3 separate regions of the Mus musculus genome follow, and regions 1 and 3 are each linked to region 2. A link is a loop called in an ENCODE intact Hi-C map of the cell type or tissue named here. Cell type or tissue: left cerebral cortex. All regions are shown on one strand. Region 1 holds the start of Trdmt1 (tRNA aspartic acid methyltransferase 1). Region 2 overlaps Cubn (cubilin (intrinsic factor-cobalamin receptor)). Region 3 overlaps Trdmt1 (tRNA aspartic acid methyltransferase 1).

What was found. Hi-C counts contacts between places; a loop is a spot of excess contacts. Peaks named below come from ENCODE experiments on the same cell type or tissue, not always from the same donor. Only the 100,000 strongest peaks of a DNase experiment are listed, where the experiment ranks them.
Region 1: a loop joins it to region 2, with 2.0 times the contacts of the local background. A loop is called at or near these places in 3 of 42 quality-filtered maps.
Region 3: a loop joins it to region 2, with 2.0 times the contacts of the local background. A loop is called at or near these places in 4 of 42 quality-filtered maps.

What each region holds. Positions count from the first base shown.
Region 1 is chr2:13,537,979-13,545,978 of GRCm38, reverse strand. It overlaps Trdmt1 (tRNA aspartic acid methyltransferase 1), which reads left to right and starts at 1,315. Exons shown (of 11, transcript NM_010067.4): 1 at 1,315-1,410. The coding sequence starts at 1,347. In left cerebral cortex, a CTCF peak has its summit at 3,474 (motif pointing left); DNase peaks (open chromatin) are centred at 806, 1,302, 1,498 and 1,959; H3K4me3 peaks cover 1,623 bases; H3K27ac peaks cover 1,544 bases.
Region 2 is chr2:13,405,912-13,413,911 of GRCm38, reverse strand. The region is part of intron 27 of Cubn (cubilin (intrinsic factor-cobalamin receptor)); the gene reads left to right. Among named protein-coding and RNA genes, the nearest start is that of Cubn, 82 kb to the left of the region's middle. In left cerebral cortex, a CTCF peak has its summit at 4,181; DNase peaks (open chromatin) are centred at 171, 3,062, 3,907 and 6,479; H3K27ac peaks cover 159 bases.
Region 3 is chr2:13,521,014-13,529,013 of GRCm38, reverse strand. It overlaps Trdmt1 (tRNA aspartic acid methyltransferase 1), which reads left to right. Exons shown (of 11, transcript NM_010067.4): 3 at 3,320-3,396; 4 at 5,517-5,588; 5 at 6,125-6,190; 6 at 6,867-6,936; 7 at 7,668-7,751. Among named protein-coding and RNA genes, the nearest start is that of Trdmt1, 20 kb to the left of the region's middle. In left cerebral cortex, no CTCF peak of the experiment used is centred here; a DNase peak (open chromatin) is centred at 4,776; H3K27ac peaks cover 173 bases.

The sequences.
Region 1 (8,000 bases), 130 kb before region 2:
AACTCAAAAAGACTGAGGCAGCATGCACAGGCCTGCACCGTGTGGGGCCCTAGAGCTGCAAGGAGAACTGGGCACATCCCATCCCTAATTCAGAACAATATCTGGTTGATAACCTCCTGCAAATGAAGATTTGTTTTCCTCCAAGGGAATCTCACTGGGGAAACAAACTACTCTTAAGAGTAGGCCGTGGGCCCAGCAGTTGATGGCCAACAGGAAATGAACTCAATAGCATCATTGGAGAGTCTTTGTCTTATAATGTTGTGCCAGGGCTCCTCCTCCTTCAATTTTTAACTTATGTTTTATTTTATTTTATTTTATTTTATTTTATTTTATTTTATTTTATTTATATATTTTCTTCTCTCTTTTTACCCTACTGCTCTTTGCATTTATTATTATGGTTTCCAGTTAAGTGTTTTTATGAGTGTGCAAATGGGTTTTCCATTTCTTGGGCCTTTTCTTGTCTCCCGTCGCCCCCCCCCGCCCCCCCCCCCCCGTTTGCTTTGCTCAATACCGATGTGTTAGTTTTTGTTGTCTTGTTTTATTTCATTGTTATAGAAGCCCATTTGTTTTCTAATGAGAGACAGAAACTGGGTGGATCTTGATGGGGTGGGGAGGAGCTAGGGGTACTTCAGTAAAGGAGGAGGAATTGCAATCAGGATATATTATGTGAAGAAGAAAATCTGTTTTCAATAAAAAGAAACAGCATGTGTCGGGGTAAATAGGATGAGTCCTATTTTCATTTATAGCAGGCATCCTCCCTATTATGAATGGGCTCAGAGGGATCGGCTTTAAGTACTTGTAATTCTGGAGCTTTCTTTAGGAAAGAGCCTGGTAGGACTTAACTTCTTACTCTCGCACAGGCACACCAGAGAGCATATAGATATGTGCCCAAGATTCCTCAAAGAATTGCTTGATCAGGTCAGACTTTAAAAGAACAAAAGGAACCTGCAGTTAAAAACAAACAAACAAAAAAACCAAAACCAAACAAACAAAAAGACTGTGTTCTAATCAGTAATTTACTTCAAAGCCAAGGGTGGTTTCAGCTCTCTACTCAAGGCCTCAGAAAACACAAAACAAGGAGGAAAAAGCACAAATCAGGCTAAGGAGCGGCAGTCTCTCACTTGGGAGGCCTTATTAATAGTTTGTCTGTCCTTTGTCCCCTTCCTAGCCCTGCTAGCCCCCGGGCTCCAAACTGTGATCTTAATCTGCAGCTAGAGGAACAGGGGGTTGGGGGAACTGAAAAGCCGCGGAACCAGAAGCGAAGGGAACGGAGCGGACATGGGGGAGTAAGAGACGCAGAGAACCGGTAGGCCTAGTTTCCAGGCCGCGGTCGCGGTTGCGAGAGGATGGAACCTCTGCGTGTCCTGGAGCTGTACAGTGGCATTGGTGGCATGCACCACGCGCTGCGAGGTGAGCGGACAGACAGCTTCTCTTGGATTCACTTGGGGCCGCAGGTTCCGGCTCTCGCGCCGCGGAGGGGCGGGGCGGCGGGGCGGTGGGGCGGGACCTGGTGCGGTCGACCTCGGTTGCCCTGGAAACCACTTTAGTGAGCCTCCCTGGTCCGCCCCTCCAGGCTGAGACTCCCCTACTCTGGCCCCAATCCTTGGAGCCTAAGCAGGCCGGCTCCCCATGGTACTGTTTGTGAGGCTGCATTCGTGTGCAGCCAAATGAACCTAAGTTGCTTCAGACAAAGTTAAGGCAAGGGCGAGCCCTTTGCCCAAAGCCAAGATCCAAATTCTAGACTGGCTGTCACTGGGCTTGGAGGAAGTCACGAAAGCGGGCGGGGGTGGGTTGGAGCAGGGGGATAACTGCAGTTCAAGATAGAAATGTACAAGTATTAGTGTGAAGGGGGAGAATTAAAAACAGTAATGTGCTTGACACACTGTAGCAGCTTAGAAATTAGTTTGCTGTCACTTAGGTTTGGAAGCTTCGTAATTTCTTTGGTCTCTACCCACTTTTGTGATAACTCAGAAATATTTACTTGGTGAACTCCATTGACCAGTACTGTATTTTAGGCACTTGGGATATGAAGTGACAGTGGGTGTGCGGGCGCGTGTTTGTGTGTGTGTGTGTGTGTCTGTGCACATGTGCAAGCACGTCTGTCCTGAAGTTGCTAAGACTAAGACAAATGCAAAAAGGAAACTTTGCTTCTCTTTTTATTAACTAGAGTAACAAGAAGCTAAGTGGAGCAAGATTTTTGTATTCCTTCACTCTTGAAAGTCCCTAAGTTCTAGCCTTTACTTTTACTTTTGCTTCTGTTGCCTCTCAGAGATTGCAAATTCAAACTTTTCTACGATAGCTTTTTTTTTTTTTTTAACCTGCCTTATGTTAGTTAATATATGACCTGTTAAGAAATACTTTCCCTGTTATCCAAAGTAACTTTCTGGTTACCGAAAGCTCCCTACATCTTCGGTTTGAGGTTTGCTTATAGAAGAGGTCTTAATCATATTAATTAATAACAATTAATATTTAATTATTAATCTTTTTTAGTGTTTGTATGTTAGATAAACTTTGGTTTTAAATTTATCTGTAAGGAAGTAGTACATCCTGGTGTTTTTCTTTATTTATGCAGCTAATAAAGATTAATAACAGTGACAGCTGGCTTTACCTTTTATTAAGGGCATCTACATGTCAGGACCTGTTCTGAGTCTGTAATAAGCTAGCTTGGTGGTAGAGCCAGAAGCCTAACCTAGATCTGTCTAGCAGATCTCTTAGCCACACTTCGTTACTACCATTGGTCCCATTCACTAACTTAGATGAAGAGCAGTAGTAAGAATATTGGCTGCTAATTTGTCCACTTCTAGATAATATTTGCAATGGAATATTTTATTGTTGTAAATGTGTGTATACACATATATACACACTATAAAATGTGTCATTTTGTGTTTCAGTGTACAGTTAATCAACAGCAAGTGTGCTTACGAAGTCATACAATTGTAAACATTATTAGTTTTCAAACATTTTCATCATCACAGACAGAAGCATTGCACCCACTTAAAAATATTTTAGCGCCTCTCTTCCTGAAGATATTAAAGCCTCTATTCTACTTTGGTCTTATCTCTTCTAGGTACCTCATAAGTAGAATAATCTGTTCTTTGATGTCTAGCTTAACAATTTACACAATGTTTACAAAGTTCATCTGTGCTGTAGAATGTGTCAATGCCTCATTCCTTTTTATGGCTGAATAATATATTGCTGTATAGATAACAGTATTGTCTATTTATTCATTGTTACTAGATAAAGATTTTCAACCTGCTTGCTATTGTGAATAATCTCTCTCTGAATATTGGCCTATAAGTATCTGTTTGGATTCTTGCTTTGTATTCTCTTGGGTATATGCTTAAGAATGGGCAAACTCTGAGAGTGCAGAGATGGCTCAGCTGTAAGGAGCACTGGCTGCTCTTCCAGAGTCCTGAGTTCAATTCCCAGCAACCACATGGTGGCTCACAACCATCTGTAATGGCATCTGATGCCCTCTTCTGGTGTGTCTGAAAACAGTAATAGTGTACTCATATACATAAAGTAAGAAAATAAATCATAAAAAATGGTCAAACTCCAAACATTTTCTGTTTCATTATCTTCTATAAAATGAGGACACAATAATATATCAAAAGGGAGTGGTAAGAGTATGCATTACAAAAAAACCAAAACCAAACAAACAAAAAAAAGCTGGGCGGTGGTGGCACAAGCTTTTAATCCCAGTACTCGGGAGGCAGAGGCAGGCGGATTTCTGAGTTCGAGGCCAGCCTGGTCTACAGAGTGAGTTCCAGGACAGCCAGAGCTACACAGAGAAACCCTGTCTCAAAAAAACGAAACAAAAAAAGAGTATGCATTAAATTAAATTAAAAAATATTTATAGGTCCAGGAGTGGGCCAGAGCACTTGTTCTTTAAGTCAGAGGGCATGGACCTGAATTTAAACCCAAGCACACATGTCAGACTCTAGGCATAGTTACATGTACTGCAGTTTAAACCCAAGGACCCATGTAAGACTCTAGGCATAGTTACATGTACTGCAGTTTAAACCCAAGCACCCATGTAAGACTCTAGACATAGTTACATGTACTGCAGCCATAGCATTGTAGAGGTAGACTCTGAGAGCTCACTGCTCAGATGGAAATGGTGTCTACCTCTTTAGGGGACCTTGTCTCAAAGCATTAACACAGAGAGTAATGGAGGAGGACACCCAGCATCCTGTTGTGGTCTCTGTGTGCATGGACACATGTATGCACTTATTGTTATAAATTGTAAAGCTATAGAAAGTTATTATATATTGTTTAAAATAACCTTTGGAAGAAATTGATAAATGTTTGAAGCTGCCTGGCCTTCAAGTGCTGTCAGTTTCTTTGAGAGATAAAAGCCTGCCTTTATTTTGAAGTCAGATGAGTGATGGTTGACTCATAATGCTTGTGTGAAAATTTGAAAGTTATTTAGCATTTCTAAGTGTACATGCCTTATCTGTGAGATGGACATGCATTGTAAGAGTTAAGAAAAAGATGAAGGAAGTATAATTATATTAAGTAATATCCTCTTTTTTTTTCCTAGTTAACTGGTTTCACTTTAATCTTTCTCAGTGATTAAAAATCAGGTAATAATTATGCTAACTTTATAACATTTATAGTGTAGTGGTTGAAATTCTACGTTAATATCAATGAAAGGTATATGCTTCCAAAAAGAATGAACTGTTAAGCAAACTGGACTCAGAATGACACATTCAAACAGGATTTTCATGTTAGTTTGGGAGATCTTTATGAATGATGCCATGTATTATCTATGCCATATGTGTATATGTATATATACACATTATGTAATTATATATTACATTATCATATATGTATATATTATATAACACATACTATATATGTATCTATATATGTGTATATGTTTGTCTGTGTGTAAGCACTGGACAAGACCATAAAAGACTGTTAGATTCTCTGGAGCTGGAGTTACAGGTAGTTGTGAGCCACCCAACATAGGTGCTAGGAACTGAACTGGGGGTTTTTCTGGAAGAGCAATAAGTGGTCTTAACCACTGAGCCATCTCTCCATCCCCTATAATTAAATTTTTGTGATAGTTTTTGATAATTAACTAGAGTTAGAATACTGTTAATTGTCCTCTCATAGTTTTCACTGACTTTTACCTGAATATGTCAAGCATTGTAAAATTATTAATTATTGAGAAATACCAGCAAAGAACATTGTAACTATTTTATAATGGTGGGACATTTACCAACTAGTTCTGTTTCCACAAAGTAAATTTACAAGTGACACATACAGAATCAGCTGTATCATGTGTTTGTATTACTTATTCATTATTTAAATAGTTCATTTCCCTTGAATTCTTCATGTAAGCATTGCATTTTGGGGCATGTGCTAATTGCTTTTCTTTCTGTAAAGAACTTTAACTCTTATTTTGTTTTTGTTTTCTTTGAGTCATATGTGTGCTCACAGCCTAACAGTTGTGGTTTATGGAGTATCCTTGGTTATTCATCTTTGATATTTTCCTGTTATTTCTCAGTCTCATTACAAAAAGAATATTGAATCCTTTTATTCACATACAAGAAAAGTTATTTGAAGTTTGACTTGTACTGATTGTAAAAGTAGTAACTCTCTGGGGTCCTGGTGAGGCATGCCTGTTATCCCAGAACTTAGAATCTGAGTTGGGAGGATCTGAAGTGTAAGGCAGTGTGGGCTTCATGGTGGTGCCCTGTCTCCAAAACCAATTAGACCCAATAAAACAGACAGACAGACAGACAGACAGACAAACCAAGAAGCAGGTCACCCTTATTATCTTTAAGAAATTGAATAATGCAAAGAAGCAAAGTTTGCATCTCCTCCAAATTTCATTATGAAGATAGCTTTGACAACATGCCGTCTTCCCTGGTGTCTGTGTAAACCACACAGAGACACTTGCAACTGTTGGGCATGACTCAACAAGATCTTTTGTAATTAGCTTGGTCAGAGAACAGCATGGTTTTTACTTTGTACTAATAGATGTGGATTGTCTTTTAAATATATCTGTTCCCATACACACATGTAGTTTACATGTGTATCTACCCACTTGTCCACATTTTTCTTTAGTGCACATTTCCAGATAACTAGGCCTAATAACCAGAAAATTTGTAGACCATAGAGCTGAAAATATTACATGTTTCATAAAAAATCCTGGGGATGCCATTTACAAACAGCCGTCTCTCTGTTTACTGTATTTAGGATCTGCGTGTAGGAGTAGTTAATAGAGTCGCTGTAAGAAGTGTTCCTGCATGCAGAGTTGAGGAATCCTTCCTTCTTACCTCAGGACACCTGCGGAATGTTGATTTAGATATATTTTTTGTTTGCAGCACTTGATGACTCAGGGTGCTGCATTGCTATTGTCTGCTTCTGAAGCTGACGTTTGAAATGCGTTTCTTCATAGAAGCAAAGATGTGTTAGTGTGCAGTCACCTGACTGACTAGTAGAAGTGTTTTCTGCAAATGACAAAACTCATCACAGACTGGTTGGCATTAAAGTTGTAAATATAAACTCATTTAAAGCTACCTGTAAATTTTTGTGTAGAACTTAAAATACTGATTCATCATGTCACCAGGAATTAGTGGTTTTTTTGTTTTTTTTGTTTTGTTTTGTTTTTTTGTTTTTGTTTTTGTTTTTGTTTTTGGGTAGGTCTCAGTTTTACTCCTTGTGGATTGGGAGAATGCACAGCCATCCTGGGTTTTTCTGTGAAAGCTAGTGATTTGGACTCAGGACCTCCTGGCTTCAGAGCACGCACTGTTACCAAGTAAACCACTCCTGAGCCCTCCCACCCCACCATGTAGATAACAATACAGTTAGAAAAAGCGAATAGAGAACAAAGTAAAGGAGTCTTCCTCTTGCAGTAGTTTTCTGCTTCTAACAAAAAACTAACACTGAGGTCTGGGTCGAAGATGACAGATCATGAAAGATGGTCTGAAGATTCACCCTCTTTACCTAAACACTCATTAAGTACTGGGACAGGAAGTATCTTGAGAAGTTTTTTTGTTTGGACTACCTTTCTGCAAGTTAGACAGACACGCAATTCATACTGGGGAGGGAGGGACAGGATTGCCTCGCCCATCCCTGTTCCCTCTTGTCACCCCGTGGGCTGATAGCAAGGCCAGGAAAATCCTTCATTTCTTGGTCTGTTCTTAGGTCACATTTTAGTCAGTTTCCTTACTGTTTTTAATGGAGGTTAAAGCCTTCTCCTTACTCTTCTGAGGCTTCCTGCCTTTGCTACTCTAAAACTTTAAAAAAATACTTCTGAAATTTCTCATTGGTCTAATCTCCTAGCTTTAATATTGATAAAAGTTAAACCACCATCACCATTTTGTTGTAACTTACAGTATTTCAGATAAATGCTAAGTAGTGAGTGGAAATTTTAATAATTACTGAGTATCTCCTGTTGCTAGATATTTTATTGACTTCATTTATTTTTCATAGGAGCCCTTTATGGGAACTATTTTACATATCCATTTCATTAATGAGGAAGTTGAAGTCACGAGGATGAGTACATTTCCCAATGCTCTGTAGCTTGTGAGGATTTCAACATGAGGTTCTCTTCCACTGTTTCCCCACTGTACAGTGCTGACTGGGACTGGGACTTGTATTGATGAGCCGGGTGACTATAAGCTCAGCACAGATGCCACCAGCCACATGCAGCTATTTAGATTTAAATTAAGATGGAGTTAGAAATTCAGTTCCTCAGTTGTGCTGGCCACAGGCTAAGTGTATCATGTCAGACCATGCAAATATGGAATCTCCCTGCTGTTGGCCATCATGGAGCCCCATCCGCGGAGGAGCTGCTATAGCTTAGTTCTTAATTTCAGCACCTCTATTGAGAAACACAGTTTTTAGGGCAGTGCTTGCCCTGGGAAATCAACACTCCTTAACCCTCCAGGTTATGTCTAAGGACCAAGGGTAATGTCTGCCTCACTCTGTGGCCCTGGCAAAAGTGACTCTCAAATGGCCTTTCTCTGCTGATCTGAGGGAAG
Region 2 (8,000 bases):
GAGTTGTACACAGAGTGTCCCCATGTGTGAACAGCACAGCTCCTTCCTTCTGCCTCTCAGCCTTCTTCCAAAAGCCACAGAGCTTCTCTGTCTGAAGCCTGGTAATTAAAAGCTCCCTTCCTGGTTAGAACAAAGCAGAGAAGCAGAAGAGGTTTTGTGTGTGTGAGCCACAGTGGGTTTGACTCTTTGATCAGGGCGCGCCTCCTTGCTCATTTCCTGAGCAGATGAGTCATGTTTCCTGGAACAGTCCTTTAGAGGAAGTGGGCTTCCACAACGTTAGCTGTCTGCTAATAGCCCTGCTTACAGTAGAGCACCTGCCACTCACAAGTGAGTTTAAGTGCATTCTATAGGCCAGACATTTAGTTTTGTCTCCATACCAGCTGGGAGAATATAGCTTTCTACTAGGATAATCCACATTCAGAATTTTGAAAAGTATAGCAATGAAGCTGATCTCTCTTACGTCATTAAGCAGTCCAAGATGCATCTTAGACAAGATGTTGACTCCAAAATTGTCTGGGTAAAATGTGATTTTTTTGTTTTGTTTTGTTTTTCCAGACAGGGTTTCTCTGTGTAGCCCTGGCTGTGTTCTGGAACTCACTCTGTAGACCATGCTGGCCTTGAACTCAGAAATCCTCCTGTCTCTGCCTCCTAAGTGCTGGGATTAAAGGTGTGTGCCACCACTTCCCGGCGATTTTTTTTAAATTATAAAAATATATGAATTCTTTATTTTTTAGGCGATCAAAATTCTTTTCAGACAGAGAGTGGTGGTACACACACACACACACACACACACACACACACACACACATCACAGCACTTTAGAGGTTGAGGCAGGAGGATCCATTTACAATCAGACTGGCTACCTAAGACCCCTGTCTTTGGGAGAAGAAAAGAAAATCGTTGCCCTTTTCTGACCATCCTCACGATGAAGAATTTTCAACTGACTAGTTTGCTATATAAAATGATGCAGAGCTGCAGCCTTCAAACAACCAGCCTTTGGTTCAAAAGAGCTCTGGTCTCTGCTCCTCATAGCCTCTCGAACTTGAAGCATAGGATTCAGATGAATAAGAACAAAACCTACCACAATTTCCCAAACTACCGTTAAGCCACTTAAAAATCCCTTTACATGCACAAAGTTTGACATTATTTCCCACAACTTTCCACCTCTCTTCCTCCCATACTTAAGCCCAAAGCAGAAAAGTCCAGAGGCATCTACTATCAATGCTTGTGAGTACACTGCACAGGGAGGACCATGGGTGCAGGCACACTGCAAAGAGAGGACCATGGGTACAGGCACACTGCACAGGGAGGACCATGGGTACAGGCACACTGCAAAGGGAGGACCATGGGTGCATGCAGACTGCACAGGGAGGATCATGCATACAGGCACACTGCACTGGTAGGAAATGCTGGTCACAAGGTTAAGTTTTAAATATCATAAATCTTAGTTAGGAATTCTGGTTTAACTTTTTAAATGGGGAAGATTTCCAATTGCAGCATTAGAGACATTATATACCCACATGCATACACACATGCATGCATACATACATGCATACATACATACATGCATACATACAAACATACATATATTAGCTTTTAAAGTTGGCTTGCAGAATAATCACTGCATTTTCATATCTATTTGATCTATATTGGGGGCCACTGTTCACAGCTCCCTTCTGCTTCCTTTTTATACATTAAAACATGTGAAAACACTTTAATTTTAGTTCTTACTTAGCAGGCTTACTCTTTCTTCTGGCAACCTGGAAGAAGAGGCAGGCAAAAGCACTCTAGGTCTCTATGGCTCAAGGTTCCATAATTTTAATTTGTTCTATGAACTAAGCTTTTCCATCTGCAGCAGATGCTCAGGCCATTGGAAGGCACAATAATATATGTTTAAAGCATTTAGTGTTTTACTATGACAGGACAATTGAAGGCTATAGCCTATGGAACTAACCATATGTATCCACAGGAGAGTGTGTTTGGCTCTCAAAGTCTTTCCCTCCTCCCTGGGGAGGGACAAGTTATTCACTGCTCCATCAATGATCATAAAATTCAATATTTATAGAAGTCCATGGACTTCTAAAGACTTCATTTTAATAAAGAATTAGAATAATTAATAATAGTTACCATGAAAAAGGATATGCTCAGGATTAAATGGCTTGAAAATAACGCTGGAACAGATTACTTTCTGTAACAACATTTTAAGACAAATGTTGATGTTTGATTCTAAACACAGAAAAGAGATATGGAAATAGCAGAACATTTTAGTGGGCCAGCTGAGTGACTGGAAACCTAGAGGAGTTTGTAATTCTAATATGGCAAACATTACTAAGACATATTTATGTTATGATGTGAATAGTTCTACAGAGATAATGTATTTAAAATAGACTTAACTAATCAAAAAAGAACACATAGTCACTGCAGGAGATTGAGAAAACATAGAAAAGCCTAGAGGTAACAAAACAAAAAAAAAGTTAAGTTCCACTGCTTCCAATAATATTTAGTGGTATTCATTGCCTGTTCTCCTTTTTATGCTTATTTTATTTTAATATTCACAGATTATTCCATGCATTCTACCCTGTAATGACATTTTTCTATGGAGCGTATCTATTATATGTGTTACTGTCCAAGTTCACATGTGGTTGCCACATTGCAGCTGCTGTGAGACAGTTAGCGCCCTTTCTAGATAAACATCTTTGTAGGTAAATGTTAGCTTGCATGCATGTTTATGCATTGATTAAAAAAATAAATAAAACAAAGCACAACAAAAAATAATCTAAATCAGCCTTTGTGCCTTCTGATATAAGTGATCCATAGAAAGCAGTACTTAAAACCATACAGGCAACAAGAGCAGACTGAGAGCAGCCAGTCCACAGAGAGGCCACTAAGCCATCTGGATTGGAGATAAACCTCTAATTCAAAGTGGTACAAAATAACTCAGGGTAACTCAGAATGTGGTCATCTGCTGGTTTGCCACTCACATGCAAACCCTGGCATTATGAGTAACCGTTGACTTTAGATGGGCAGTTCACATGCCCTGCTCCACCCTGATAGCACGTGGCATTGTGGCTTTTCCTGTAGTGAGGACGTGTGTGGGAGTCCCCGATGCCAGTGTGCCAGGAGTGAGTGGCTGCATGTTTAGTGGGGAGAGGCACCAAGGCCCCACAGAGCCATGGTGGAGCACTGTCGCATGTGTATCACACATTCTCAACCTTCAGCAATATTTGGCTCCTTTACTTTCTGCAGTTCAACAACAGATTCTGCAAGCCCTGGGCTTTTTCCTGTTCCTAATGACAACTGTGTATCAGTATTCTACTCTACAATTCTAATTTGGCAGAATTGCAGAAACATTCCAAAACCTTTAAATTTTAAAGTGACCTATAAAGGTCACGCTTACCAAGATAGTGTATGTAAAACTTAACAACATCCATAAGGATTGCTTTTGTGCTTGGGGTGAACTCAGAGGTGGTGTACCTTCCCAGCCTACACAATACCATGGCTTCATCTACAGCCCTGGAAAGATAATGAGTCAGTGCCATAGGCATTCTGCAGTTGTGGTTTTCGGGGGAGGAATAAACAGGTGTTTCAAGAATTCAGCACCTCCTGCCCTCTTGAGTTCCAGGGCATAAGCAGCAGGAGCCACAGCATGGAAGGACAGTGAGAAGCAAGGCCACTAAACTAAGGAAAAGCATATCCCCTTCTGCTCATCCAGGCCCTTCTCATCTCATCATGCTAGCCTCAGCACCTTCTGGTGTCCTCTCTCTTATGCTGTCCTCTGTCATGATGGACCACACTTCTTCACCTCCCACACATAGACTTAATTTCCCTCCCCTCACTAAGGGTGATTTGCATCTGGCTCTCACCCAGAATGTGAGGAATGGCTGCAGTCACAACTCAAACCAAGGTTACCACAGCAACGGGATGCAAGTAAGCAAGCAAGGGCACTCCATCTCCAGGCTTGAGTCACTTCTTCCCTGCCTGCTCAACCAGTGATCATTCTGTAAAGAGTTAAACATGAGTCAGACTCAGCTGTCTAGACTCATATTTCATTGCACAAAGCTACTTCTGGGTGGTTTCTTTAGTGAAAAAAAAAAAAAGTAGTGTTCCCTTTATATCAGACCAAAAGTTAAAAGAACTTTTCAAACACGCTCTACCTTGTCTCCATGTAGTTTTCTCATTTGCCACAAGGCTGTAAGTGCCAAGTGATACCAAAATTACGTATTCATAAAGAGTTCAGATTCAAAAAGTTAAGTAACTTCTACAAGACTGTGTGCTAAGCCCAACTCTACCCACACAAGAAATGCCTTGACAAGAAAATGACTTGGTTGCTCTTCCATCATTGACACTTGACTTCAAAGAGCCCATCCAAGAACTCCTGCCCAGGGTCTTAATCAGCTTCATTTTATTGACTACAGTTTCACTTTTTAATAAAGATAGGGGAATCTTTGCTGTACCTTAAGGGTTTAAGTTTTACTTATTTATTTATTTATTTATTTATTTATTTATTTATTTATTTATTTATTTATTTATTATATGTAAGTACACTGTAGCTGTCTTCAGACACACCAGAAGAGGGCGTCAAATCTTGTTATGGATGGTTGTGAGCCACCATGTGGTTGCTGGGATTTGAACTCCGGACCTTTGGAAGAGCAGTCGGGTCCTCTTACCCATTGAGCCATCTCACCAGCCCAGGTTTAAGTTAAGTTATTTCAGTCACATAAAAAAAAAAAGAGTTGAAGTAGTATTCCTTGGAAGTTTCCAAGCATTCTATATATAATAGGATGTAATGAAAAATTCCTGTGTTTAATGGCATCATACAAGAAAGGCTTAATTTGCCTTCCATGTCTTATGACTGACCTTCTGTGATTGAGAAAATGAGGTTTACTTCTAGACATGCTTCAAGAACAGAAAAACAATACTTTGGATTGTGGTTGTAGCTCAGTGGTGCCTACAGTAGGTGCCTAGCAGTGGTAAGATTCTAGGTTTGAACTCCAGAATCAAAAAAGAAAAAATTGAAAAGGGTTTAGTAAAGGGACAACCTGCTGGGGCCCAAGTCAGAAAACATGTTACACAAGGCTCTGCTCACTAAGACTCTGATTTCCAGTGATGCAAAGGAGCCCACCTAGCTTTTTGGTTGGTTAATTGTTTTTTTTTTTTTCTTTTTTCTTTTTTTTTTTTTAATAAAGACAGGGTGTCTCGACATAGCCCTGGCTGTCCTGGAACTCAGGCTAATCTCAGACTCATAGAGATCCACCTACCTCTGCCTCCTGAGTGCTAGGATTAAAGGTGTGTTCCACGGTGTCTAAATGCCAGCATACTTTAATCTCCAGGGCTAGAGAGATGGTTTAGCAAGTGAAAGCACTTGTGATGCAAGACTGGGAGTTTGTGTTTGATTCCTAGATACTGTGGTAAAGGGGAGAATTAATTCTTGAACATTATCCTCTGACTTCTAGATATGCACGTATACATACAGGACCCCATAACACATATATTAACCATTAACACATATAAACATACAATGGTACAAATTAAAAACAAACAAAACAAAACCAAACCTATCTCACTGGGCCAGTGAGAAGGCTCAGCAGATAAAAAGCACTTGCTGTGCATACCTGGTGAGCTGAGTTCAATCCCCAGAACCCACATGGTAGAAAGAGAAAACACATTGCTGGGAATTGTTTTCTGACTTCCACACACATGCATAACCTTGCATACCTTGCATACCTACACAAATATCATAATCAAACACACTAAGAATAACAGACAAACAGAACTGTTAATATCACAATAATTGGGCCTTCTCTGTCAGTTGCTAACATACTGCATGTGTCTTTAATTTTATATCATCTGCTTTTGGGGGGCCCTTAATATTGAGAGGGGCCTATGAATTGTTTCATATTGTAATTGAAATCTGAAGTTACTATGGTTTCTGTGTTTGTACCAGATTGTCAAACACACAGGATGTAACCAAGCAGCCCAGCATTTTAGGAAGTGTAGCCTGGACAATAAACTCCTTCCCTGTGTGTCCTGATAAGGGCTGAGATGTTTTTGTTAGGGTGAGGGTGAGGGACACTTGAATTACAAACATCACACATGAATTGTGTTCCTAAGAGTCAAACTGACTAGACTGAACACAAAAGGCCTTATGATACACAGTATCACATTTGAAATGATGGCCAACATGGCAAAGTGAGAATCATTTCAAGTATTTTATTTTTAAAAAGACCTGCAGTGACACAAACTAGAATTCATATTCAAGGTGATAAAATCTCATCTGTAGGTTCTTGTTTCTTTAAGAGCGTTCAGAACTTCTCGATGGTTCTGTGGAGTAGATCTCAGGCTTGCTGAAAGCAGAAGAAATCATAGTTTTACCAGATTCAAACCAGCAAGCTTTCTGGTCATGCCTATGAGTCACAGCTGGAATGTCCTGTGGTTAACATTCTGTCTTGAAAACAGAATCAAGACCAGCAAGCCACTGCTGGTTTCTATGGTGACTGGTAAGCCACCGCTGGTTTCTATGGTGACTGTTACTTTTTGCATGGTGAGTTTACTCGGGAATGAACTGTGGAGGTGCATTAGCCATCCGTGTGAGAAGTTAAACAAACAAAAAATGTGATTTAATTAAATATAAATGTTAAAAGCACATAAAACTGAAGGAGCTGGGTGGATGGTCCTCCCCCTCTCTAGTAGAAGTATTGGTGTGAAGTAATTAATTCGTTAATTTATTTCACATTGTATTTAAGTATTTTCAAATATGTCTACTTGGTGTTTATTGTAATGCATCATTCCATTCTTTCCAAAGGATAACAACATTTAGTTATCATTTATCAGTGTTTCCACAAACCCATCTTCCTTGTCTATCTACCTGGCCCAGTCCCACACACAATGTACCACCACTGGCTTCTGGCATTTAGGGGCTCTTCTTTAGTGTAGAAGATCCCATTAGAAGGAAGAAAATATACCATCTACATCATTTAAAATTCCACAGCTCTTAACCTTGTTGAGCTGGAGAGAAAAAGAATGCGCTATAATGTATTATAATATATAATGACCTGTGTAGAATCAACTATGGTCCCCAGCTCCCTGCTACCCACTGCGTACGACAATCCACCAGGTAGAGGGTGCTTATGGCCACAAAAATGTTTACCTTAAGTTTTGCAAGTTAAAGACCAAGTAATTTCAGCTTTGGTCACTAAATCACAACCCAAAGTTAGAATCTCTTGGGTTTAAAGACTGTAGGCTGAAAGACTTGCTTATTAAGTCAGTATGTGGTGACAGTATATTTATTTTTGTATTTAGTTTCAAAGTAGACTTCACGCAATAAAATTGATGAAAACCTTGAAACAGAGATAAACACTCTGCTGTTAGACAGTGATTCAGGAGCATTCCTAGTACAGCCTGGGAGCACTCACAGCACATTCTGGGAGTACTTACGGCATAGCCTGGCTTCATTTTGCACCTACCTCCAGCTTAAGAAGGTGATAGAACCCAAGACTCAAGGGAAGGGCTTTGGCTCTTGTCTCTTCTGATTTTCTTATTCTCTTCCTTCCTTCCTTCCTTCCTTCCGTCCTTCCTTCCTTCCTTCCTTCCTTCCGTCCTTCCTTCCTTCCTTCCGTCCTCCTCCCTCTCCCTCTCTCTCTCCCTCTATCTCTCTCTCTTTCTTTCTTTCCTCTTCTTTTTTCATTCTATTGCCTTTTCCTGGCTTCTGTCAGCACATAGTGTTATCAGACTTTTTATTACTGCAACAAAACACCATGTTCAAAAGCAACTCAAGATGGAAAGGGCCATTTTAAGTCTACAGTTCCACATCACAGTCCATCATTGAGGAAAATCAAGGGTGGAACCGGGAGGCAGGAACAGGAAGTCACAAAGGAATGTTGCTTATTGGCTTGCTTTCCATGGCTTTCTTGTCCTGCTTCCTAATAGTACCCAGGACCACTGGCCTAGGTGTTGCACTGCCCACTGTGAGCTGGCCCCTTCCCACATCACTCATTAATGAA
Region 3 (8,000 bases), 120 kb before region 2:
AACAACGCACCAAGAGTCAGTTAAGCAGAGTACTAGGTTCTCACCTAAGGCCAATGACCTCTCTCTAGCTACAAAACTGTGGCCTTGATTATAGTGCCAAGTGTGATAATAACTGCATTTCAGAAGCATCATGGCCAGTCAGTATAGCCTCCTCGTCGTGAAGGTATCAGTATGAATATGTTCACAGAAAGAATACCCAAACTACATAATTCTGGATTAATCCAGCTCCAAACTTAGGTATGTTTAGGTTCCAAAATTTCTGTAAAATAGCAAGTGGCATCCCTGAGTATTTTATTAAAATTTTTATTAAAATTTTAATTTAATGTAAATATTTTAAAGCACATCTAACCAGATACAACCCAAATCAACTAATTCTCGATATAGTATCCACTGACTGTTTTAGTTCCAACAATTCGGTATTCTTCTGCTCTACTCTTGAAGAGAAACGGTGAGGAACTCTGTGTGTTTGGGACGGTTGAGATCCCAGATGTGCACCAGGAGATGGCTGAGGACTCAAACTTTAATTATGTTCCTTGCTAGTTGTAATAGCTAATGGTAACCATGAAATTATTGGACACAGGGAAATGGCCGGGGAAGGCACCTCCAGCTCACTTAAACAAGGGTCAGTTTGTTAATGTGTGTGTTTGTAAGGACCATGGAAGAGTATCTTTTATATCTATTTATGGCATGTGATTTTTATATATTCACATATGATGCAGCAAAATGGTTAAACTGAGCAGACTGGCATATTCCTCCCCTACATTCCTACTTTGTGTGAGCCTGCTGGGCAGTTTCAGGTACAGTGTCCATCACCATGCTGTGTAATAGATTGCCTGGACTCACTCCTGGGCCTTACCTGAAGCTGGGTACTCTTCAACTACTGTTTTCAACCAGTTCATTCTGCCTCTATGAGTCTGACCTTTTCAGTTAACGTATACAGGTTAGGTCAGAAAGTATCAGCCAGGTTCTAAGGAGACCCTGAACGGATTTACCTTGAGTCAGGTGGAGGCTGTTTCCCTGCTTAGGGAGCAGTGGCGTGAGGCCAGGGTGAGTGGGAGGCCCAGGACTGGAAGTGTGCTATATACTGAGATATTGTGGGGAGGATTGTCCTTCAGTCTCTTCCCTCGGCTCTAGCAGGCAGTAGCAGGTGACTTCTGATAGGCAAAATTTCTGGATGGAGAAATGGGTTCATTTAGAATGAATGGACACTCTGAGACCGGGAAGATAGCTGTGCTAAGAGCATGATTGTCCAAGGCAGCAAGACCTTGACTGCAGCTCCCTTCAGACACGTTGATACAATTCTGGCTGTGTACCAGGGTGGCCTTGAAAAAGGCAGCTTTTCCCAGAAAGCCTGCCAGAGAAGTCTGTTATCATCTGCGGTTGAGCTGAAACATCACATATAGGTGGAACTCCTTAGTCAAAAAGCTATAGATAAAATCAGAGTACTCAGTTCATTTATCTAGCTAACAAGAGGAAAATCACTAGTGACTAGTGTATAGATTTCACAAGCAGACACTTCACTGAGCTTGTTCATTGTTGAATACGACAATGACTGCCATGTAAATGGTACAATTGCTGAATGAAGGAACATATTGTACTTATAAAGTGAACAGATGATGAAGGAAAATGTGGATAAAGGATGAAAGGGACTCAGCTGACACTGATAAATGACTTCAGACAAGAGATTAGCATGCCACCTGGTATAGTCCTCAGGGGACATCAAATTGCTGTAGATATAGTGTATAAAATACTTTCACAGGGAAGGATGGGATAGAAGTAGCCAGCTGGAAGTTTCCATTGTTTGTCAGTTCTATGCTACAAGATAGGAAAACCATTGTCTTGTAAGTACAGGCTTCATAGCTATAAATAAAACGTGAGCAAATTGATCAGAAGCATATCTGAAGGATGCTTGTAATGTGACTAAAGTGGCCTTCCTTTCAGAAATGCACTAGTATTACAAGTAAAGATTTTATTGCTATTATTTAATGAACCTGTTTTGGAAAGAGGAACACTACATCTGAAAGCATTCATAAAATTTGGTGTCTTTTTCTGAACACATTTCATTATCATTGCAGCAGGATCCATCTGTCCTTTTAAAGATTTATTTATTATTTATATGAGTACATTGCAGCTGTCTTCAGACACACACCAGAAGAGGGCATCGGATCCCATTAGAGATGACTGTGAGCCACCATGTGGTTGCTGGGAATTGAATTCAGGACCTCTGGAAGAGCAGTCAGTGCTGTTAACTGTTGAGCCATCTCTACAGCCCCCTCTGCCCCCACCCCCCTTTTTTTTTTTTTTTTTTTTTTTTTTTTTTTTTTTTTTGGTTTTTCAAGACAGGGTTTCTCTGTGTAGCCCTGGCTGTGCTGAAACTCACTCTGTAGACCAGGCTGCTCTCGAACTCAGAAATCTGCCTGCCTCTGCCTCCTGAGTGCTGGGATTAAAGGCGTGTGCCACCACTGCCTGACTTTTTCTGAACATTTTAATCTCTTGTAATAAAATTAGAAAAAATGAGTACTTCCTCAAGATCCATGTTATTTTCTGCCCTTGTGTATGTCACTAACTTAACAGAGACAGCTGACTCATTCCCAGGTCAACTCACTCTTCAGAAATTTCCTGCTTTACCAATTTACACAAACTTGTTAGAGATTTGTCATAAAAATTATAGAGGTTGCTATGCTGGTCTATTCTTTCTACATTTCTGGCCAAGACTGCTTAAGGAGTATTGGCAAATCCCTGACATGTGTTCTCATTGTTTATCTTCTGATCTGTGTACACATATATGCGTTTTATATGCATGTGTAAAAGGAACAAGTTAGGTGTTATTTTAATTACTCCTGTGTATAATCATTTGAAGTTCCTTGTGCTAAGGACAAAACAATAAACTACTTGCTGGTATCTGAACATGAGGCCTTTTGATTTGCTAGTAAATCAGCAGAGAGCACTAGACAAGAGTGCAGCTACTCATCACTACACACTCACTGAACAGAGAAGCATATTAATAGATGGGCACTTAAAGATCCCCAGACCTTTCCCAATATAGTTGATTACAAAATAAGTTCTACATGGTCGAGTCCAAAAACGACAGCATTACACCTGAGTCTTCACAGAGGAATTAGTGCTGTGGACGAAGTCACTGTGCCTCCGCACAGCCGCACAGCTTCTTCACAAAGTTGCTTTGGACGGAGGCTAGTGTAACTGAAGCTGCGTTGTAAAGCTGTGCTGTGGTATGGAAACTGTGATCTCTGATGGCTTTAGTTCTGTCTAGTCTTCTCTTCATTCTGTCTGTTTTTTCTTTCAAATGTTTCTTTCTTAGGGTATTTCACTGGAAGACTTTGACAAGCTATCTTTCAATATGATTTTAATGAGCCCTCCATGCCAGCCATTCACAAGGTATGTGTAATAAGTGTTTTTCTCTTTGGGAAGAGTATATGGGCTGAAAATACAGCTAAGTAAATTCTTGCCCAGCATGCGTTGAGGCCCTGGGTTTAAATTATGACACATATCTCACCCTCACCAAAAGGGAGATAAAAAGAGGAAAGAAAGGAGAAGGGAAAATCAAAGAACTTTAAAAGCTTAAGCTGCACTTTTTGTTTTTACAATTTTTTTATTAGATATTTTCTTCATTTACATTTCAAATGCTATCCCCAAAGCTCCCTATCCCCTCCCCCCACCCTGCTCCCCAACCCACCTACTCCTGCTTCCTGGCCCTGGCATTCCCTTGTACTGGGGCATAGAATCTTCCCAAGACCAAGGGCCTCTTCTCCCATTGATGGTTGACTAGGCCATCTTCTGCACTTTCAAAGCTTTAAAATGCTCTGTAAATATATCCCTTCATTTTAGATATTGATAATTCATCATCGAGCATAGGAATCCGCAGTTACAGTCAGAATAGCAAAATAATTTGATCAACAGTAAATACGTAATGCTATGTTATAGGTATATCTAAGGTACATTTATTTTCTTTCAGATTATGTTACTCACTTTAAATTTTTCACCTCTTGAATTCATAGCTAATTCTGATCAGTGAAACAGAATTCCCTTAAGAAATATTTTATATGTAAGTAATTTGTGAAAAATTTTAGCATACATTTACAATTTGTGTATTTCTCAAAATTAATATTATAATTCAGATTTTTCATAGTCACATTATAATTTCTCATTTCAAATTTAATATTTTTAACAAGAACTGTGTCTTAAATTAAACCTAGATCATTTTCACTATTTAATAGTATAAATTATTTTAAGAGGCTATAGTAATAGGGTCTTATTGTTATTATTATTTTGAAAGTGAGAAACTGAGGCATAGATAGGTTAACTTTCTCATGACTGTACAGTTAAACAATGTCAGAGCCATTATTTATTAATCATTTATATACTTTGTATTAATATGACTAACTGGAGTGTTATATGATAAATATTTTGATTCAAGAAAATATTCTTGTGTTACTTTTTAACATCTTTGAACTTCAGGAAGCTTATCTTTTTGAGGGTTTATTGTGCTTGTATGCCATGCAATGTGTTTGATGCTGTCATTGCTAATGTTCAGAGTTTACAGTTGAAAGGGATGACTCATAAATTAGTATTATATAAATTGTGACATTTGGTACTGTAAGAACTCTGGGAGTACCATGAGAACATAGAGGATAAAATGGCGTGCATCATGCCCAGAAAGGGAAGTTCTTCCAGAGGCATGATTAGAGCTGTGTCTGAACAGAGAGTAGGAGTTTTATCAGCGATGACAGATGGCATTCCATATGAGGGTGGGTTTGAGCATATGGGAGGGTGTGGCCTAGTGTGTATAAAATAGAATGCAGCCCGAGTATATATACTGTTTCAGTGGGCTCAGCATCTTCACTGTAAGCCTAGTTCCAGCTGTTGATGTGATGCCAGGCACTAACTGACTGGAGTTGTTATCTGAACTCTGAGTGGAAAGGGACAGAATATAAAAACTGATTTCTGAGGAATCAGTTTAAATCCAGTTTACTCCCCAGCTAATAAGCCTCAGACTCACTGGTAGATTTCGCCTTGGTGTCAGATATGGGGAAAGTGACAGCAGTGTTACCTAGCTTAGGAGCATGAAGCTACTAAGCATTAAGTTTAAAAACCTGATCCTCTGTTCCTGTTGTTCAGACCCAATCTAAGGGTTCCTTCCTACTTGAACCTTGACCACACTGTGAACCTTTGTACGACTTGTTTGCTAGCCCAGTGCCTCCTGTTTACATGTGCTGGCCCTAGCTGCAATTCCTGCTTGTAAAGTAAAACCCTGAGATCAAGGGTCTGTTTACACCCGACAGGATTATCTGGGCATTTCCCATTGCTTAGTGTGCTTGCATGGTGCTTATCACCGTTGTCATCTGCTCCAGATTGCTGCCCACCCAATCAGCTACTTTCCTGTCTTTTCTTTCTTATGGTGACGATCAACTAATTTAAATTCTCTTAACTGGCTAAGTCTTTTTGATATCATTACATACAATTTTTTATAAACTCTTGTGATTTCTTTGCTTTTTTAGAATTGGCCTACAGGGGGATATGACCGATCCAAGGACAACTAGCTTCTTGTATATTCTAGATATTCTCCCAAGGTAAACAGTAGATTCTTGTACACTTACCTTAGGTTTGCAGTTGAGGGTATGAAGAATGTAGTGTTTGTCATTTTGTAGACATTAGTGGTTATCACATGCACCTTTTTTTTTTTTTTACCACAACTAATAAAAATAACATGAAATGTTTCGCAGTTTCATGCTTGCCTCCATAGTGAGTGACAGAACTGTCAGTAGCCAGCTCAATTCTGTTGCCTTTGCTCGTTGGTAGTAGTCACTGCACATGTTCCCAGTGTTAGTGACCACGGCCCCGGAGGCTGAATGACTGCCCTTTGTGTTTTGCAGTGCAGAGCCCTATGCAAGCCCATATTTTGAGATGTGTTCCAATGGAATTAACTCTTCAAGTGTGAACTTTTTCAAGTATATAGCATGTCGAGAAAAATAAATAAAATAGTTAAAATTCATTTTTAAAAAAATAGAGAAAATTATTTATAAATCCCATTTCTCACAAGTTGTGATTTTCTTTTTATTTCTTTGTAATTCAGTATTTGTATTTCTGTTTGTTTTTGTTTTTTTAGATTACAAAAATTACCCAAGTATATTCTCTTAGAAAATGTCAAAGGTTTTGAAGTATCTTCTACAAGGTAAAAAATATGTTTGTCTTGCAAATGTTTTAGACTTACTATATTTTATAATAGGCACCATTGTAAGATAAAGATCTTAATAATAAGTGTATATTCAAACATTTTATAAGATAGGCTTTATTAATTAGTGTGATTTTTACCAATAATATAAAATATTACAAAATCTTGTTCTGTTCTTATTTTAATCTTCCAGAAGGAGTACTGATTTTAGTATCAAGTATTTCTAGGTAGAAATGTTTTAATTAAGAGCAGCCTCACAATGAGAACTTAGCATCCTACTTAGATGAGAGAGACAGCCAGAGGCAGGGTTTCATCTGATAGTAGCCTGTGTGGAAAAAACGGTATCTACATCTACCCGAGTCCTTTAGTCACTGTTACTTGTAACTGTTCCTGTCTTATGGACCCTGGGAAGCTGTCGTTTCAGTTCCAGATCTGATTAATTAACAAGTTAAGCTTTCAGCAATTGGTCACATTGTCTGGCAGCTTTATTTACGTGTACTAGAGATTCTTCTCTTATCTTTTTATTAACATGCAGTTTCGCAAGTAATGACTTAGAAGCCGTGTGTCTAAATGGCTTGAGTACAGTCGGGTTTTACTGATGATTAAGTGTTACATAAGAATGCCATTTCTAAGCAAGGCTGGCCGCTTTTTGCTTTGACTCTTTTTCTCTTTCCAGAGGGCTGCTGATACAAACAATAGAAGCCTGTGGCTTTCAGTATCAAGAGTTTCTATTGTCTCCTTCTTCTGTAGGTACCACAATTTATTTATATAAGTATCGTTTAAGAGAATTTGATATAATAAACAAAATAAATCTATTTTTAATATTTCATATAAGTGTCAAACTAGCTCAGTCATGGATCTTACTTTCTGAAGAACATAGTGCATACTTGTTGATTTGCTTGTACATAAGATAGGTTCATTAAATCTCATGATTTTTCTTTTTGGAAAATAAACGATTGTAGGGTTTGAAACTATATGGAATTTTTACATGTAAAATTGGGTGTCTTGTATTCATTAATGCTCAAAGTAATCCAAGATTGAAAGCAAAGTGGACATATTATAATTCCCTTCTGCTCCGTGACATTTGGTTGCACGCATGCCTCCATTTCATGTAAGACATCAAAACACTTGTGTTGTGAAAGGCTGATTTTGTAAGTGCCATTGTTCCTTTTGGCTTCTTGTCATCATTAGCTGTATCATATAGTTCTTTATCTACAAATGAAAAGAAAATCTAGTTTAAAATATTAATATATAAGTTGTTATATCAGTGTCTCTTCTAGACTAAATTCTCCTCTTTAAAAGTAAAGTAACAGTAGCCAAGAATAGCTATATTTGAGTTTAATGTTTTTATTATTATTATAAAATTGCTTTGGCAGAACCTATGTGCATGTCTCTCTGAGTCTCTGTGCTAGGAGCTGAAGATGATTGAAGTCCCCCACATTTCATTTGGTAACTAGCTTTTCTCTGTTGCTTGCAGCTAGGCATTCCAAACTCGAGGCTCCGATATTTTCTCATTGCAAAGCTTCAGTCAGAGCCTTTCCCCTTCCAGGCCCCTGGACAGGTATTGTTGTTGCTACGGATATTACTGTTTACTTGTGGATGAATCTCAGTCTGCCAGTTTCTTCTCAGTAACTACTTAGGACTCCTATGCCTATTGAGTTTATAATGCAGGTCATCTTCGTGTCCATTTTCAGGTCTCTGCTTCTCCCGATGTCACTTTTCACTAAACTAAACAAAGTCAAAACTCATAAAGACTTTGTAAGTGTAAAAATTATCATTAGTGTTATTTTCCTGTGTTCCATCATAACTT